Linked DNA regions of Mus musculus: region 2 is linked to region 1. A link is a loop called in an ENCODE intact Hi-C map of the cell type or tissue named here. Cell type or tissue: left cerebral cortex. All regions are shown on one strand. Links, peaks and the distances in the headings refer to the core of each region. The heading gives the core; the rest is flanking DNA.

Region 1 (8,335 bases), core at 125-8,124:
TGCGAAGGGAACACACACACACACACACACACACACACAAGTTCATTTTAAAATGCCTCGACTAGCTCAAAGGCTGGGCAGTTCTAATCCTCCCCGTAGCTAGCACACATTTCCTTCCTGTAATTCTGGTTTAACGCCCTCTAATTCTGTATTTTATCTTTGTTGCCCTGGCTCCTTCTGGGCCGCTCCCTAGTCTTTGCTGTCCAAGACGCTTCTGGGCAGCCCTTCTGGGGACCGCATTCCTTCTTAAAGACGTTTTGGATGCGTTTCCTTCTGCAGCTCTAAATCTGATCCATCTCCCTCCGAATCATGGCGATTTTGTTTCTCCTCTTTTCCAGTTCCTAGCCAGTGCAAATCTAAAGATTCCCCCCCCCCCCCCCACACACACACGCCCAAGTCTCCGTCTGCCCAGTCATTGGCTGTTTGGCAATTCTTTATTACCAATCAGAGCCAGCTGCGGGGCATGCTTCCTTTTGCCACACACAGGTTTTTTGGATAATACAATTAGCAAGAGAACACCAGCCGCTACCTGAGACTGTTGACAAGTCAGGAGAACCACCAGACTTGAAAGGTCACTCAATCACTCATTAAAGTTGCTCATCTCCGCAGCGCCAGTGTCAGTAGTTTACTGTGTGTGGGGTCCAGAAGGGTTTTACATCTCTGGACAAGCTGGGTTTTACATCAAATACATAGGCTTGGGAGGGCTGCACAGTGTCCCCTTAGGGTGTTGTTTTAATGGCAAAGAGTCATTATTAGAGGAAAGGTGGGCAAGAGGACCCAGGGATGAGTTTCCTGGAAGATGAATGGTGGAGAGAACTCTGAAATGGAAACTGAACAACCACTTGGGTCTCCCAGAGGACTGTCCCAGCCCCGGTGGGAAAATCACACATTTTGAATCAGGTACAGAGCTGTGTGCTTCGGTGGTCACACCATGAGTTATGGAAGACGTGGATGGGACCTAAGTGTGCGGGCCACACTTCTCTAACCTTCGTGTGTGTGTGTGTGTGTGTGTGTGTGTGTGTGTGTAATGAAATACTTAAGTATGATTAGTTTTCAGAGCTCCAACAGCATCAGTCAAGACCAAACTTTGAATGACCCAGTGAAGAGAAGGAGTGTTGAGTGAGCTCTGTAATGATCTGACACGCACTTTTAAATTAGACAGCTTAGTGTGGGCAACCTACTTATCCTGGAGGTCCAGGGACTGCAGCTGGATGGCCAACGTGATATTTGCAGGCAATTGCTAAGAGTAAGATTCCTCAAAACCACATTCAGCACGTAAGCATCACACTTTTATGGAATTAAACGGAAACGAAACTATTTGGCGGCTTGATGATTCATTTCCCATTCAGCAAATATTTTCGGTGTCTTCAATGATTTAATTTGATATTTTCAATTTATACCATTCATTTTAATTATTAAGTTTAGCAAATATTTTCAGTTGTCAATTTAGCTAAATGTTTTATTTAGCAAATATTTATTGAGACTAGTATGTGCCAAGAATGTATTGGCAGCCGGAGATCTTGAAATGAATTCTAAACTAATCAGCTCATTGCAGGAAGGTGTGTGTAAAATCAGGAAAGATTAGCAAACACTTGGCCACTTTTAGTTAGACTCGGGGTGTATTCTTCTCGGGGTGTAGACACGGTAGGCTTTAGGCAAGTCTCAATTTCTTCTCCTGGAAAACAACAATGTTTGGTTGCTCATATTCTTGCTTCAGGACTCTAAGAGACAGCCACGCAACAAGCACCCAAGCAATGATGTTATTATTATCATAAATGTTTTTCTTCTTCCACCCAGGCACCTGCAACAATGCCAGCATAGAGAAGCAGACACTCAATAAATGCTATTGAATCAGCAAACAAATTGGCAAACAAGATAAAGCAACACCCATCTTAATGATCCATCCCATTTGTGGATAAAAGTCAGGACATGGCTGGCAGGTTCTTCTCATATAGCTCCAATTACAGCGGGTAATGTGTTATATTGCCACATATCTTTAACATGGTTCTTTCTCTTACTGTTTAGAGGAGTCATACATCTTCCTGTCAGACAGCTTTTCGTCTATTCAAACATTTTTACCATCTCTTTTATTAGCAGAGTCTTTGGTGTGTGAATTTGTAGGCTCTTTATAAATTATACAAAATAGTTCCAGGAAATCTGAAGGTTTCCTAGAAACATAATGATCTAGTAGGAAAAGCCTTTCACATCTTTGAAGATTCCCAAGAGGACGTGGGAAACTATGACTTTAGAGTCCTGTTGAGATCAAAGTCATTAGGACCTCAGAACACACATCATGGCCAGGTCATTTTCTTATACCATCGGGGGTTATGGGATGGGCTGAAAGGTCACTTCTTCAACTTTCCGCGGTGCGTGGCTCAAGTCTCAGGCCTCTTCCTTGGGATCTCTTTGTGTTTGCTCCCCTCTCGCCAGCCCCTTCTGCCTCTGACCACATCTGCCAAGGACAATATCTATGGATTGGTAAAGGGAACATGGAAGAGAAGATCCTGTTTGCATGTGTAGCCTGAACTGCCGATGCATTCTTTTTCTGTATAATTTTGCTTTTAGAGACCGGGTTTCTAAATGTAGCCCAGGCTGGTCTCACTTTCCTGATCCGACTGCCTCTATCTCTCCTCTGCTACTATTGCAGGTGAGCACCACTGCCCTTGGTCTAATGTGCTCTTCATACTGACTTACATCCTGTTCTTCACTCTTAAGCACTAAGTTGAGCCTGTGGGTTATTACAACTTGAAAGCTTAATGAAGCCTGAAAGGCTCTTATCAATGAACCACTCTGCCTGCTTGCTTGAACAGTCTTGAGTCGCTTGAGGAAATGTGTACTTGAGTTTCCTTCAAAGTAAACACCACTGTCTGTCTTATATTTGCTCCCTGGTGGGAGACGCACGGAAGCCGTTCTCTGGGTTTAACTAGCCCTGTAGCTGATGTTGCTATTGGATGGTTTTTTTTTTTTTTTGTTGTTGTTGTTGTTGTTGTTGTTTTATCCTGTTTAAAAACTCAGGCCCAGATACTGAATTGCACACACAGTCAAAGTGAAGAATTGGGAATTTGTTTTGTTCTTTTCCTGGCTGTTTTTCATTCTCTGCACGCCCACTCCTGCCCACAGATTCAAGGCTCCTGTCTCTCACCAACACATATTTCTGCCTACAATGTACTCGCTGGCTAATTTACACAGCTCTGATTCATCCCGACAGTCATATGCTTCCGACAGGTGGATACCCCTGGGCAGTCACCTGGAGACATTGTTCTGTAATAGCACTTATGTTTCACAGTAGTGTGATGTGTCACCCTTGTTTTCCAGGCAGAAGATGTGTCAGAATTCCAGCTGTTTGTCTATACCTTAAAGATATTTGTCGTCCTTCTCCCATTCCAGTGGGCTTGGGATTTTGTTTCTTTGTTTGTTTTTTGATAGCATTTTTTCCCTCATGTTTCTAACATTCTGCACATTCTTTCAGATATTGTGCTGTCCCTATGTTGTTCTTCTTTTCTCATCTACCTTGTAAACAGTAATTCGTTGCTCTGGTAACGTACTAGCCCAAGATGACTCCTGTGGAGCCCTGCAGGTTGCAGACAAAAAAATGTGGAAGATGCAGCAGCTGTTCAGACGAAGTGGATGAACTTGGCCTGACACCTAGTCAGGAGGGCTGACCTGCTACACTCTGTGTGCCACCTGGGCTGGCACACAGTAGGGAGGGCTGACCTGCTACACTCTGTGTATCACCTGGGATGGCACACATTAGGGAGGGTGGCCCTGCTACATTCTCCCTGTGTGTCACCTGGCCTGGCACACAGTAGGGAGGGTGGCCCTGCTACACTCTCTCTGTGTGTCACCTGGTCTGGCACACAGTAGGGAGGGTGGCCCTGCTACACTCTCTCTGTGTGTCACCTGGTCTGGCACACAGTAGGGAGGGTGGCCCTGCTACATTCTCCCTGTGTGTCACCTGGCCTGGCACACAGTAGGGAGGGTGGCCCTGCTACACTCTCCCTGTGTGTCACCTGGCCTGGCACACAGTAGGGAGGGTGGCCCTGCCACATTCTCTGTATCTTACTCTTCTACTTCTCCCTCCCTACTGCAGTGTTCCTTGGCTCCTCAGAAACTCAGGGCTCTTTACAGTTTCCTGTCTTCCATGAGGAAGAGCAGCAGTAAATAACCTTTGGCTTGTCGGAGGCACTCACTGCATCAGTTTTCAGCCTGCCTCCCTCAGTCTCGACCGGTCAGTCTGCCATTCTTCTGTTGTGTGTCCACTCAGCTCCAGTCAGTGGGCTGAACTAGGAGTAGATGGCTGATCCCACCTGCCAATCAGATTCATTCAGTGCCTGTTGGATCCACAGCTCTTGCCCTTCCTTCAACACTTAGTAGGTTGGTATATTGCCCTCACTTCCTGGTAATCTTTAGACTCCACCACACAGCCCCTCAGGCAAGACCTGCCCTTCATGGAAAGTGGGCATATTTGAGCAGGGCTCTATTCCTTTCCTGTAGGTGTACCGTGGGTTCCAATGGAGGCCTTTCAAGAACACACGGCAGAGAAGAGAGGAGGGAATGAAGGTGCAGCCAGGAAAGTGTTCAGTGATGAACCCCACCCCCTGGGGGGTATAGTGGGTACAGGATACTGAGGGTCTGTCCACTTCTTCTGCAAGCACGGGGGTCGAGGACCTCCATCCTGAGTCAGGGCAGCTCCCCAGGTTTCTAACATTTAGTTAAGATGCCAGATCAAAGCCCTAGCCAAAGAAAAGGAATGGAGTGAGATAGAACTGAAGGACTGAAAAAGTCTAAGGGCAAAGCACGGGCCCCAGACACCACAGAGCAGTGGTTCTCAACCTTCCTAATGCTGGGACCCTTGAACACAGTTCCTCATGTTGTGGTGCCCCTCAGTCATAAAATCATTTCACTGCTACTTCATAGCTGTAGTTTTGCTACTGTAATGAATCTTAGTGGAAATATCTGATATGCAGGATATCTGATACCTGATCACTGTGAAAGGATCATTTGACCTTCTCAAAGGGGTCGTGACCCACAGGTTGAGAACCACTGCCACAGAGGCTCTGATACCTCCGAGCCCGGGCTGTTGGAGTGGAAAGCAATCCTGGTTTAAGCATAGCTTGGCCGGAAGGGACTGATGGAGGAAACTGGCAGGGAAGGAGGGTGCGAGCTGGGTCACCTTGGATGACTCTGATTTTCTAGGATGATGACCTTCGTCCGGAGGAGGCAGTCAGGCTTCACTGACTGCAGGAGGAATTGGAGGGGCGGGGCCTGGGAAAGAGCAGGAAAGAACACGGACATGCCATGCGGACTGTGGGTGGCTGCAGGCACAAGCCTCAAAGGAGAAGGGTGGGAAGAGGGAGGACTGGGTACAGCAGTTGGAGGAACAGTAAGGAATCTTTTCTGTTGTGGGCAGTTTGCAAGAAAGTGGAAAACCCGAGCGGTCTGCTGTGAAATGGAACTGAAACAGAAGGCCGGCCCAAGCAAGAGAAATAGGCTTCAGCATTGTTGAGGGTTTGGCCTCTGAGCAAATTTCTTTGTAATTGTTTTACAGAGTGGAGTGGGTAGGTTATTTGGGATCCAGGACTTGGCCTGTGCTGTGCTGGGACCACATTCTGGCAGAATTCCAGCTCATTTGGTTGCGCTCTCACTTGAGTTGAGAGAAATGATTGGACTGATCCGGAGTGGGTCCTATCCAGTGCTCTTTAGACTTTAGACTTATCTGTTTCATGCATTTAGATTTCTTACTGGGCCCCAAGACTTTCAACTTATTTTTTATTATGACACATTTATAATTACGAAAGTTGACATTATGATTTATTATATCACATTGTATCATCTACAACTGAAGGCTTTTGAAGTTGAGACTTCCAGGCAGGTAATGAGTAGCCAACAGGCACACGTGCATGTACACGCACATGCACACACATGCTTTCCTCTGATGTAAAATGCTGGCTCTCATCTCCACACTGATAGGCTTCCACTTGCTATGTCTCTGTAGAAGCATCATTATTTCCCAAATAATCCTCCAAATGGTACTGTTGAACCCCTCATATGTGCCTGGACTTCTTGAATGTGCAGGAGCTACATATAGCAGGCTGTGGTTGAAATGTGGAATGTCTGGCTGAAGCAGGCTCACGCTTTTGAACATGTGCTTCCCCGTGATGCTTAGAGACACCCAGCCTACACAGCAGCAGTGGCTTCTGGGCATGGGCCTTCAATGTGGGTGTCTTAGTTAGGGTTTTACTGCTGTGAACAGACACCATGACCAAGGCAAGTCTTATAAATGACAACATTTAATTTGGGCGGGCTTATAGGTTCAGAGGATCAGTCCATTATCATCAAGGTGAGAGCACTGCAGTGTCCAGGCAGGCATGGTGCAGGAGATACTAAGAATTCTACATCTTTATCGGAAGGAAGCCAGAAACAGACTGGGCATCCTCAGGCAGCTAGGAGGAGGGTCTCCAAACCCATTCCCACAGTGATACACTTCCTCCAACAAGGCCACACCTTCTAATAGTGCCACCCCCTGGGCCAAGCATATGCAAACCATCACAGTTATTTCTGGTACCTATCTAACACTTTTCTTCCTGATTCACCAGGTGTGAGAGCCTCTGCCACACTCTCTGCCATGCCTTCTGTGCCTTCACTCCCATAACTGTAACCACGAGCCCAAATAAATGTCCCCTCCCTCTGTCTAGTCTTTGGTCACAGTGACCTATGAGCGGGGCAATGTCCTTGTCCTCACAGGGCTTAAGGCATAGGCCCCAGGAGATACTGCAGGAAAGAAGCAGGCCTTGTGAACACTCTCCAGGATGAGAGCAAGGCTGTTTGGCCAAGTGACGTGAAGGTGGGCACTGAAGTGGGTGGATCACTTTGAGCACTGAAAAGGGACTTCTAGAAAGAGTTTCATCTGGCAGGAATGGCAGGAAGCCAGCACCTTATTGAAATCTGCAGAGCATCACATGCCTGCCTGAGGAGCAAAACAGCTCAGAGAGCTTTAGTGAATAAAGAGCACTGCCCTGTGGGGTCTGATGATGTGGCTGAGAAGGTTTAGAATAGTTGAGAATTGAGAATAGTCTAGAATGGGTCTTTATTATTGGCTTTCTGCCAGCAGTGTTCATGGAAGTCCATCACGGCAGGCCTACCTGCTCCTAATGAGGAAGAAGAGTAGAGAGGCCTCTTTGTCTTTGTTGGCAAATATTTTACATTTGCATCTCCCACGGCAAGAAAAGGTAGCACCACTAATATTACCCACAATGCCAAGGGCCTTTGGGAACACTTTGATCTTGCTTTTGTAGCACTCCAAAACCGTCTGCTTAATGTTGGTCGTGTTATGACTCTCGCGTGATATCATCATTGGTGAACCATTGATGGGACAAGGGCAGATCTTACCAAGAACCCTGGAACCTGTCAGTAATTCATTTACACAGGAAAGTTCTGTCAGGTTTATCACTTGGAATTTCTTTTTAAAATTATTTATGTGTGTGCACATGTGTGTTTTCATGTGTGTTTGCTTACACATACATGTATGCTACATGTGTGCGGGGTGTCTGCAGAAGCCAGAGGATGGTGTTGGATCCCCAGGAGCAGGAGTTACAGACAATTGTGAACTGCTTCACGTGGGTGCTGGAAAAGGAACCCTGATCCTCTGGACGAACAACAAGTTCTCTTAACCACTGAGCCACCTCTCCAGCCCCTATCATTTGGAATTTTATAGTCTAAGTGTGGAAGAACACATTTTAAAAACTTGTCTTTAATTCTTTAGGTATTGGCAGGAAAATGTGACCTCCTTGGATTTTTTGGCTGCACTCTTAGCTGCATGAGACTAGAGGAGAGGTCTCACACACACGAGGGATGTCTCTTTGTCATCTCATATGACTTCAGGCCAGCCTAGAGAGCACAATGGCATGGCCTCCATGAGGCCAGGGACACTGACTGTAGTAGCCTGTTGACCCTGTAGGCTCAGAGGAGAAGGCCTGACAGGGCAATGGACCCTGTGAGGGGTGATTGAACCACTGTGAGCAGCACTGTACGCTGGAGCAGCGATGCAGTCTCCATAATGCCATTCAAGGCCAGGGCCAGCAGAGGAACTTCTGTGGCCCGGAACCTTGACCTTGTCCTGTGTCTGACATGAAAACGTTCCAAGCTAGAGTCCCACACTAGGTAACCCATTCTCACTGGACCTGGTGACAGGAACACCTGCTGGCTAATGGCAATCATCTAGTCCCTGAGGTCCTTCCCCTCCTGGCACCCAGGGCTTCTCAGGGTAGGATGCAGGTGAAGGATAAGAAAATCAAATGCAGAAGGGGAGAAACCAGGACTGGTCCTGTGTCATCGG
Region 2 (8,335 bases), core at 221-8,220, 94 kb before region 1:
GCCTGCTGATTTCATGCAGCTGAGCAGCAAGGTTTTCTTTCTTTTCTAAAAATTTAAGGACAACAACAAAAGATTTATTTAGTTATTATGCACGCACACACACAGATACACACACACACACACACACACACACACACACACGTATATATAGGCAAGGCAACTCTTATAAGGACAACATTTAATTGAGGTTGGCTTAAAGGTTCAGAGGTTCAGACCATTATCATCAAGGCAGGAACATGGCAGCATCCAGGCAAGCATGATGTAGGAAAAGCTAAGTGTTCTACATCTTGTTCCGAAGGCAAACAGAAGACTGGCTTCCAGGGAGCTAGGATGAGGGTCTTAAAGCCCACACCCACAGTGACATACTTTCTCCAATAAGGCCACAACCCCTGATAGTGCCACTCCCTGGGCCAAGCATACTCAAACCACCACAAGTAGTAAGTGCTCTTAACCACTGAGCCATCACAATCTCTCCAGACCAGTTTCTGCTTTTTTAAGGAAAGTCTACTTAAGTGACAGTGCTTGTCTGCATATGCCTTCATCGCCCTTCATAGTACTTTATATCATATTCTGATTTTACAACTTCCAAGATGCCCAAAGGCCCTGGCATAGGTAGCATGCAGGGATGCCACATGCTACATGGCTCCTGGAATTGACCTGACTGAGGCGACAAGAGAATGTCAGACACATGGGTACACCAACACAGAAAAGGTAGGGTCAGATGAAAAAGGTGGAGTTGGGGTCTGGGCTCCGATGGGAAACCATGGCAGCCTTGGAAGCTTAGAGTGTGTATTATATACATCTGAGCAAGGCAACAGGTTTCCTTATCTCAGGAGGAGCTGTCTCTGTAGGAAAGAAGTCTTCAAGAAGTGAACCTCCCAGGGAGTAGCCATGCATGCCAGGGAAAGCTGTGCATCGTGGGAGAAAGCTATGTGAGTATTTTTTGCACACACTGTAAGCATAAACACTTAGATCTGAGGAAGGCTTTGCCATCCCTATGAGTTTTGACACTCCCATAGTGCTGAGACTTTGGTCTTTGACTTGGCCAGCTCACATGTCAACAACACATACACACTCAGGACTTCCTCCATGCCCCACATAGGAGACACTGAGGGTGAAAAATCACCCTCAGGGAGGTGACTGGACTTAAGCAGGAATGGAGACTATGTCTGCCAGCTTCTTCCCCACATCTCATTTCTCCTAAGTCAAGTTTCACCCCATGAGGAGCTCCCATCTCCAGGCTACCACATTCAGCGCTTCAGGAAGACAGAGCCGGTGCCCTGAAGGTCAGGAGCTCGACCTCGCCTGGAAATGAGGGAGACTCATGTCAGAGAGCTTCCCTGCACCAAGCCTGCAGCTGTGGAGAGAGAGAGACAGGAAGAGCGGGGCAGTCTGGGATGACACTGGCGTGTGGAGAGTTAGATGGCAGGGGAGTGACACCCGGAACCCACAAGTGCCATGCTTGATCACAGACTTTAAAGCTTAAGAAAGTCGATCGCTGCAAAAAACAATGTGTGTTTCATGCATATATAGTTAAAACTACAGGCAAATCAAAACAAAGTTTTATTTATCTTTAAGGATATCAATATATATAGTTTTTTGTTTTGTTTTTGTTTTTGTTTTTTGTTTTCCTGAGAAATCTCTCTACATAGCCCTGGCTGTCCTGGAACTCCTTATGTAGGTCAGGCCAGCTTCAAACTCACAGAGATCTGCCTCCCTCTGCCTCTCAAGTCCTGGGCTTAAAGGCACTCACACCCACACCTGGCCCTAGAATGTGCAGGCTCTATTCATTTTCTAATATTTCCTGCAACAGATTTGTAACATTTTCAGTTGTGTGTATGTGTATGCTGTTTGTGGGTATTTACACATGTGAGTGCCAGTGCTTGCTGAGTCCAAGAAAGCTCACTGGAGCCCCTGGAGTTGGAGTTATAGGAAGTTGGAAACTACCTGAATTAGATTATAAAAACTGAACACAGGTCCCCCCTGAAAAGGCAGTATACACCAAGTATGGTGGTGCACACATTTAATCCCAGTATTTGGGAGGCAGAGGCAGGTTATCTCTGTAAATTCAAGGCCAGCCTTGACAACAAGGTAAGTTCCAGGACAGCCAGGACTACACAGTGAGACCCTGTCTTAAGGAGGGGGCGGGAGGGTGGATAGAAGGGGGAAAGGAAAGTAAAAAGAAGAAAAGGGAGCACTCTTTATCATTTTTAGCAAGGATCCATCTTTCCCACTCCCAAACAGTACATTTTGTTCTATTTATTTAATTTACTTATTTTATTGTGTTTCGTCTGCATGTATGTTTGTACATATATGTGCCATTTGTGTGCCTACCATTTGGGTTACTGGGAACTCAAATTGGGTTCTCTATAAGAATAGCATATTATCTTAACTACTGAGGCATTTCTCTAGCCTCATCAAAACAAGGGGGAATTTTTTTTTTCAAGACAGGGTTTCTCCGAGTAGCCCTGACTGTCCTGAAACTCACTCTGTAGACCAGGATGGCCTTGAACACAGAGGTCTATCTCTACCTGTCTTTACCTCCTGAATGCTGGAATTAAAGGCACCACACCGGGACTAAAGCTTTAAATGCTACCTAGAGACAACTGCTTTAAACTGTGACGGAACAGCTTTGCTGTGAGAATGCTAGCCCAGGGTACACAAAACCTCAACACCATGAAAACAAAACAAACAAAAAAAGCTCTTGGTGTATATCTTATTATGTCTCTTTCTCCATTTATTTACACAAAAATCAGATCTCACTGTAAGCAACTCTTCTTACCTAACACATCCTTAAAGTCTTTAAAGGACTTTACTGTTATTTTTTTTTTAAAAAGAACTCCAAGTTATATGTGATAATTATATGCCTGAAATCTTAGGACTGGGGCCGCAGAAGCAGAAAGATTGCAAGCTAGAGGCTAGCCTGGGCTATAAAATAATACCAGTCCAAAAGGAAAAGAAACAAAAATCCAAAAAGAATTCTAATGTGTAAATTTACATAATAATAGCCATTTAGGACATTTATTGAATGTATGTGTGTGCACATGCACACACGTATTGCTGCATACCACACCTAGAATAGGACATTTAAATCGCTACTACATTTATATCCCTGAGCACAGCCTTCATTGTGTCTGTTTTTCTTCTAGGGGCTGCTCTGAGACATTGAAACAGTTATTTAAAACTCATCTAAGCAACAACCATCGGGTGGAATCGGAGGTGCAAGAGATTTGAAAGGAAAGCATCGACAGGGAAAAGAAAGATGCAGACACGCAGACAAAGAAGGAGAACAGGAAGGCTGAGAGTCCGCCCCGCTGCTCGGAAGGACAGGGAAGAAAGGAAGGCTCAGAGTAGAATGGAGCTAAGGATGTGTTGGCAAGGCCACTCCGTGTCTCACAGGAGCAGGCCTGCCTAGTCCCCTTGCTTACTCCACCCCTGGCTGGGAGCCTCGGGGAGGGAAGGGTGGCAGATCCAAAAGCAGCTGCCTGGGAGTCTGTTGCTTAAGCTCGACACTCTGAGGCCCATTCTCAAAGCTGCCATGAATGCCATCTGTGCTTGGAAAGGCGTCCTACTACTCACTAGATCATTGATTCGTGGCACATCGAGGACACACTGTGAGCAGGACCGAGGTACTCACAGCCTAGTCCTCAGCTCCAGTTTGATGGATTACCAGGACATATTCCCAGAAGTTAGAAATGGACACATTTTCAGAATATCCCAAGGGCAATTGGCAGCATATAGGTTCATTGTTACATTTGCAATGATTTTTTTCTTTCGTGATTCTAAGGAAACTACAAAATCGATTTGGGCTTTTTTCTCATTGCGTAGAATGTACTGTACTAATTTTTCATAGTGTAGTAAATCCAAATATTAATAAAGTCTAGATATGACACAATAGCTACATTTTTACAAAATATTTTTGAGAGAGGAAATATACACATCTCCAAGTACAAATTTTCCTCTTGTTTTCCTGTCATAATAAGCCTTATTTTAAAAGTATGTTTTGAGCCCAGCATGATGGTACATGCTTGTAATCTGGGAACTTGAGAGGTAGAGACAAAACGATGAGGAATTTAAGATGAAATGAGCCAATTCAAGTTAGAGTATATTAAAGCCAGGTTTATCGAGTTCGCTTGCCTCAAGGAAGGAGGCCAGGAAGTTGGCAAGGGGAGGCGTGCAGGGAGGGGGAGAGAAAGAAGAATGCATGCACAGAGAGAGAGGAGAAGGGGAAGAGTGTAAAGATCAAAATGTCTAGAGGATGTAGGATGGAGCCCCTGGGGGAAGGGCAGCCCAGCTCCTGGGCTGGAAAGTTCAGGGTTGGGGACAAGGTATAGCAGGTAGAGACTGAGGGATGCTGGGAGAACCCTGAGGCCAGGTCTGCTGCTTTGATACATAAAATAGGCAGGTCTCAGAGACCAAAACCAAACACTAGGTAACAAATTTCTAGGTTATTGTGAGATACTGTGTCAAAAGACAATATGATGCTTAATTAATTATTTTCAAAAAGATCTCATTAAGCAACCCGGGCTGACTTTAACTTTTCCCCAATGCCTCAGTCTCAAAAACATACTTTTACAAGTGTTTATTTCATTTTGTGTGTATTAGTGTATTGTCTACATGTACATATGTGCACCACATTTGTGCCTCCTGCCTGTGGAAGTCAGAAGAGGAAGTTGGATCTCCTGGAACTAGCGTTATGGATGGTTGTAAGCCATTGTGTGGGTGCTGAGAACTGAACCTGGGTCCTCCTCAAAAGCAATAAATGCTCTTAAGCATTGAGCATCTTTCCAGCCTGATCTTCTTATTTCATATGTTTATGTATATTTTATGTTTGTCTTAGGGTTTTGATGCTGTGAACAGACACCATGACCAAGGTCATGATAGTTCCTGATAGTTTTCCTGATAGTTCTTTTTTTTTTTTTAAATATTTTCTTTATTTACATTTCAAATGTTATCCCCTTTCCTAATTTCCTCTCCGAAAATCCCCTATCTCCTCCCCCTCACCCCTGCTCCCCAACCCACCCACTCCCATTCCTGGTCCTGGCATTCCCCTATACTGGGGCATAAAGCCTTCACAGGACCTAGGGCCTTTCCTCCCATTGATGACCAACTAGGCCATCCTCTGCTACATATATAGCTAGAGCCACAAGTTCCACCATGTGTTTTCTTTGATTGGTCGTATAGTTCCAAGGAGCTCTGAGGGTACTGGTTAGTTCATATTGATGTTCCTCCTATGGGGCTTCAGACCTCTTCAGCTACCTGAGTACTTTCTCTGGCTCCTTCATTGGGGACCTTGTGCTCTGTCCAATGGATAATTGTGAGCATCCACTTCTGTATTTGCCAGGTACTGGTAGAGCCTCACAGGAGGCTCCTGACAGCAGGCTCCAAGGCAACTCTTACAAGGACAACATTTAATTGGGACTAGCTTGCAGGTCAGAGGTTCAGTCCATTATCATCAAGGTGGGAGCATGGCAGCATCCATGCAAGTATGGTGCAGGAGGAGCTGAGAGTTCTATATCTTCATCTGAAGGCTGCTAGCAGATTACTGACTTCCAGGAAGCTAGAATGAGGGTCTTAAAGCCCATACCCACAGTGACACACTTACTCCAACAAGGCCACATCTTCTAATAGTGCCACTCCCTGGGGCAAGCATATACAAGCTATCACAATGTTGTTTTCTTTAGTTTTTTTCTCCTTTTCTTTCTTTCTTTCTTTCTTTCTTCCTTCCTTCCTTCCTTCCTTCCTTCCTTCCTTCCTTTCTTTCTTTCTTTCTTTCTTTCTTTCTTTCTTCTTTCTTTCTTTCTGTTTGTCTTTTTTGTTTGTTTGTTTTTTTCTCTATGTAACCCTGGCTATACTCATTCTGTAAACCAAGTTGGCCTTAAATGCAGAGATCTACCTACGTTTGCTCCCAAGTGCTGGGACTAAAGGTGGGCGGGCAATCTGGATGGTTATGTATTAGTTTCTATGGCTACTATAATAAATTATTTCAAATTTTAACATTTTTACTCTTGTTTATTCACTTCTGTTTATTTTATTTGGTTTTTTCGAGACAGGGTTTCTCTGTGTAGCCCTGGCTGTCCTGGAACTCACTTTGTAGACCAGGCTGGTCTCGAACTCAGAAATCCACCTGCCTCTGCCTCTGCCTCTGCCTCTGCCTCCCAAGTGCTGGGACTAAAGGTGTGCACCACCATGTCCTGCTTATTTTATTTTTTAAAATAGAATTTCAAGGAGCCTAGGCTGGCCTCAGATTTGCTACTTAAGCCAAGAATAGTGGCACATATTTATCATATTGTCACTTGTGAGGCTCAAGCAGCAACAATGGAGACTTCTAAGTCCACCTGCACTGCCATAGTTAAACTGTCATTATTATTTTATGTTCCATAATTCAAAATTCCCCCAGATGTTATTTTGTTTTACTTTTTAATTTTTAAAGACAGGGTCTCTCTAATATGTACCCCTGGAGCTATCCTGGAACTCACTATGCAGACCAAGTCCGCCTAAAACTCACAGAGATCTACCTACCTCTGCCTCCCAAGTGCTGGGATGAAAGGCCTGTACCCCTACACTTGACCTTGGTTTTGCCTTCTTAAAAACCCTTTTTATCTAGTTAAGATGAATTCTCACTGTGAGAAAAAAGTCAAGAGGAAGTGCCTTCTAATCTCCCCAAAAGATACTCTGCTGCGCTCAGTTTAACCCTTCCTCGGGGCTTCACTTGCACGCAGGAGCCTCGTTCTGGATAGCGCAGGGTGTGTTCAGCTTGTCTTTAGAAGTCAGCCAATTCTGCAGTCTGCCCATTACATTTCTCTCTTGTTTTAGCTCCCTTTTCATTTTCTTTTCTCTACAAAGCCATTGCACTACCCTCTACCAACTCTTTTCTCTGACTTTTCTAAAATAATACAAACTTCCTGGCCTTGTACTTGCTAACACCTGATTTGATGTATTCTTATGCAGATGTGTGCATGCACAAATCGGGATAACCTTAACTGACTTAGTACTCGATATGCAGACCACAATGGCCCAGAACTAACAGTCCTACCTTCCTCTGTCTCCAAAGTGCTGGAATTAAAGGGGTGTGCCACCACACCCAGCTATCTGCCTTGGTTTTGAGGCAAAGTGTAATGATCCTTACTTTGGCAAATTGTCACCTGATGTTTGAATTCATTGAGAAGGTGACTATGGGAACAGAGTCGGCCTACGTCATCAGAGCCAAGCATGTTTATGGAGATGGGCTTATATGGAGATGGCCTGCTCCCCTGAGGGAAGAGAAGAGTAAAACAGCCCAAGAGTAACAACATTGTATCCTTGAGAACGGCTAGAGAGTGAATGTTTCCAGCAGAGGTTACTATTATTTATCCCATGATATAAAAGTGTCTTCAGCTGGAAGAGAAGCAGGAAGGTTCATCCATGGAGAGAAAGTCCATCAGGAAAACCAGCTGACAGCCTCCACTTGGCTTCTGCTGGATGTTAGGAGAGTCCACTTTGATGATAAAATCTCTGCCTGTTCTCTCTGCTCTTTTACTTGGGAGCCTCACCCAAGGGACACTGCACTCTGTCTAGGACTAGCTGGGGAGTTCTAGCTGAGTGTCTCAACGGAATTTCCCCACTCAGTTCCTGCTGGAGTTTTGAGCTTGAGATTGGATGATGTTTTGCTATGTATCCATTCACCCAAATGAAAAACAGGTTATTCTCTGCAGCATACAGAACATAGGATCTCTCACTGAAGCGGGGCATCATTGATTCAGCCAGGCTGGCTGGCCAGACAGACCCAGAGGTCTTCCTGTCTCTAGATTCCCTAGTGCTGGGATTCTAGCACACATTGCAGCATCTGGAAGTCTAATCCAGTGCCTTGGGCTTGTACAGCAAGCACTTTCCTAACTAAACCAAGTCCTCAACCCCTCATTTAGTCCTCACAGTTCATGCTCAAACTCAGTCTCATTTCAGGACATGTCTCCTCACTCCACGTAATTTATGACAGGATGATAAAGGGTGGGGTTGAGAGATTTGTCACAAGGCCTCTAATGATCCTAATGTATCAACAGGGTTGAAAGTGACTTAGTCTAAGTTCTGGGATCATTGTTCTACACCTACATTCTTCCTTCTCATGAATCAGTTTCCCTCAACTCCCCATGAACTGGACATGACGTCTTCTGCTTTCCCCAACACTTGGTGCTAAGGATCAAGCTTGGGGCTTAGACTAGGTTAAGTAAAACTCTACCACTAGGTGTACACTCCCAGTCTCGTCTGTCTGTCTGTCTGTCTGTCTCTATCAATCTATCTATCTATCTATCTATCTATCTATCTATCTATCTATCTATCATCTATCTATCTATCATCC

What was found. Hi-C counts contacts between places; a loop is a spot of excess contacts. Peaks named below come from ENCODE experiments on the same cell type or tissue, not always from the same donor. Only the 100,000 strongest peaks of a DNase experiment are listed, where the experiment ranks them.
Region 2: a loop joins it to region 1, with 2.6 times the contacts of the local background. A loop is called at or near these places in 5 of 42 quality-filtered maps.

What each region holds. Positions count from the first base shown.
Region 1 is chr13:93,601,758-93,610,092 of GRCm38, forward strand. No RefSeq gene overlaps it. Among named protein-coding and RNA genes, the nearest start is that of Gm31977, 7.5 kb to the left of the region's middle. In left cerebral cortex, for the core only: no CTCF peak of the experiment used is centred there; DNase peaks (open chromatin) are centred at 3,149, 3,536, 5,371, 6,158 and 1 more place; H3K27ac peaks cover 1,857 bases.
Region 2 is chr13:93,507,532-93,515,866 of GRCm38, forward strand. No RefSeq gene overlaps it. Among named protein-coding and RNA genes, the nearest start is that of Jmy, 12 kb to the left of the region's middle. In left cerebral cortex, for the core only: no CTCF peak of the experiment used is centred there; a DNase peak (open chromatin) is centred at 3,489.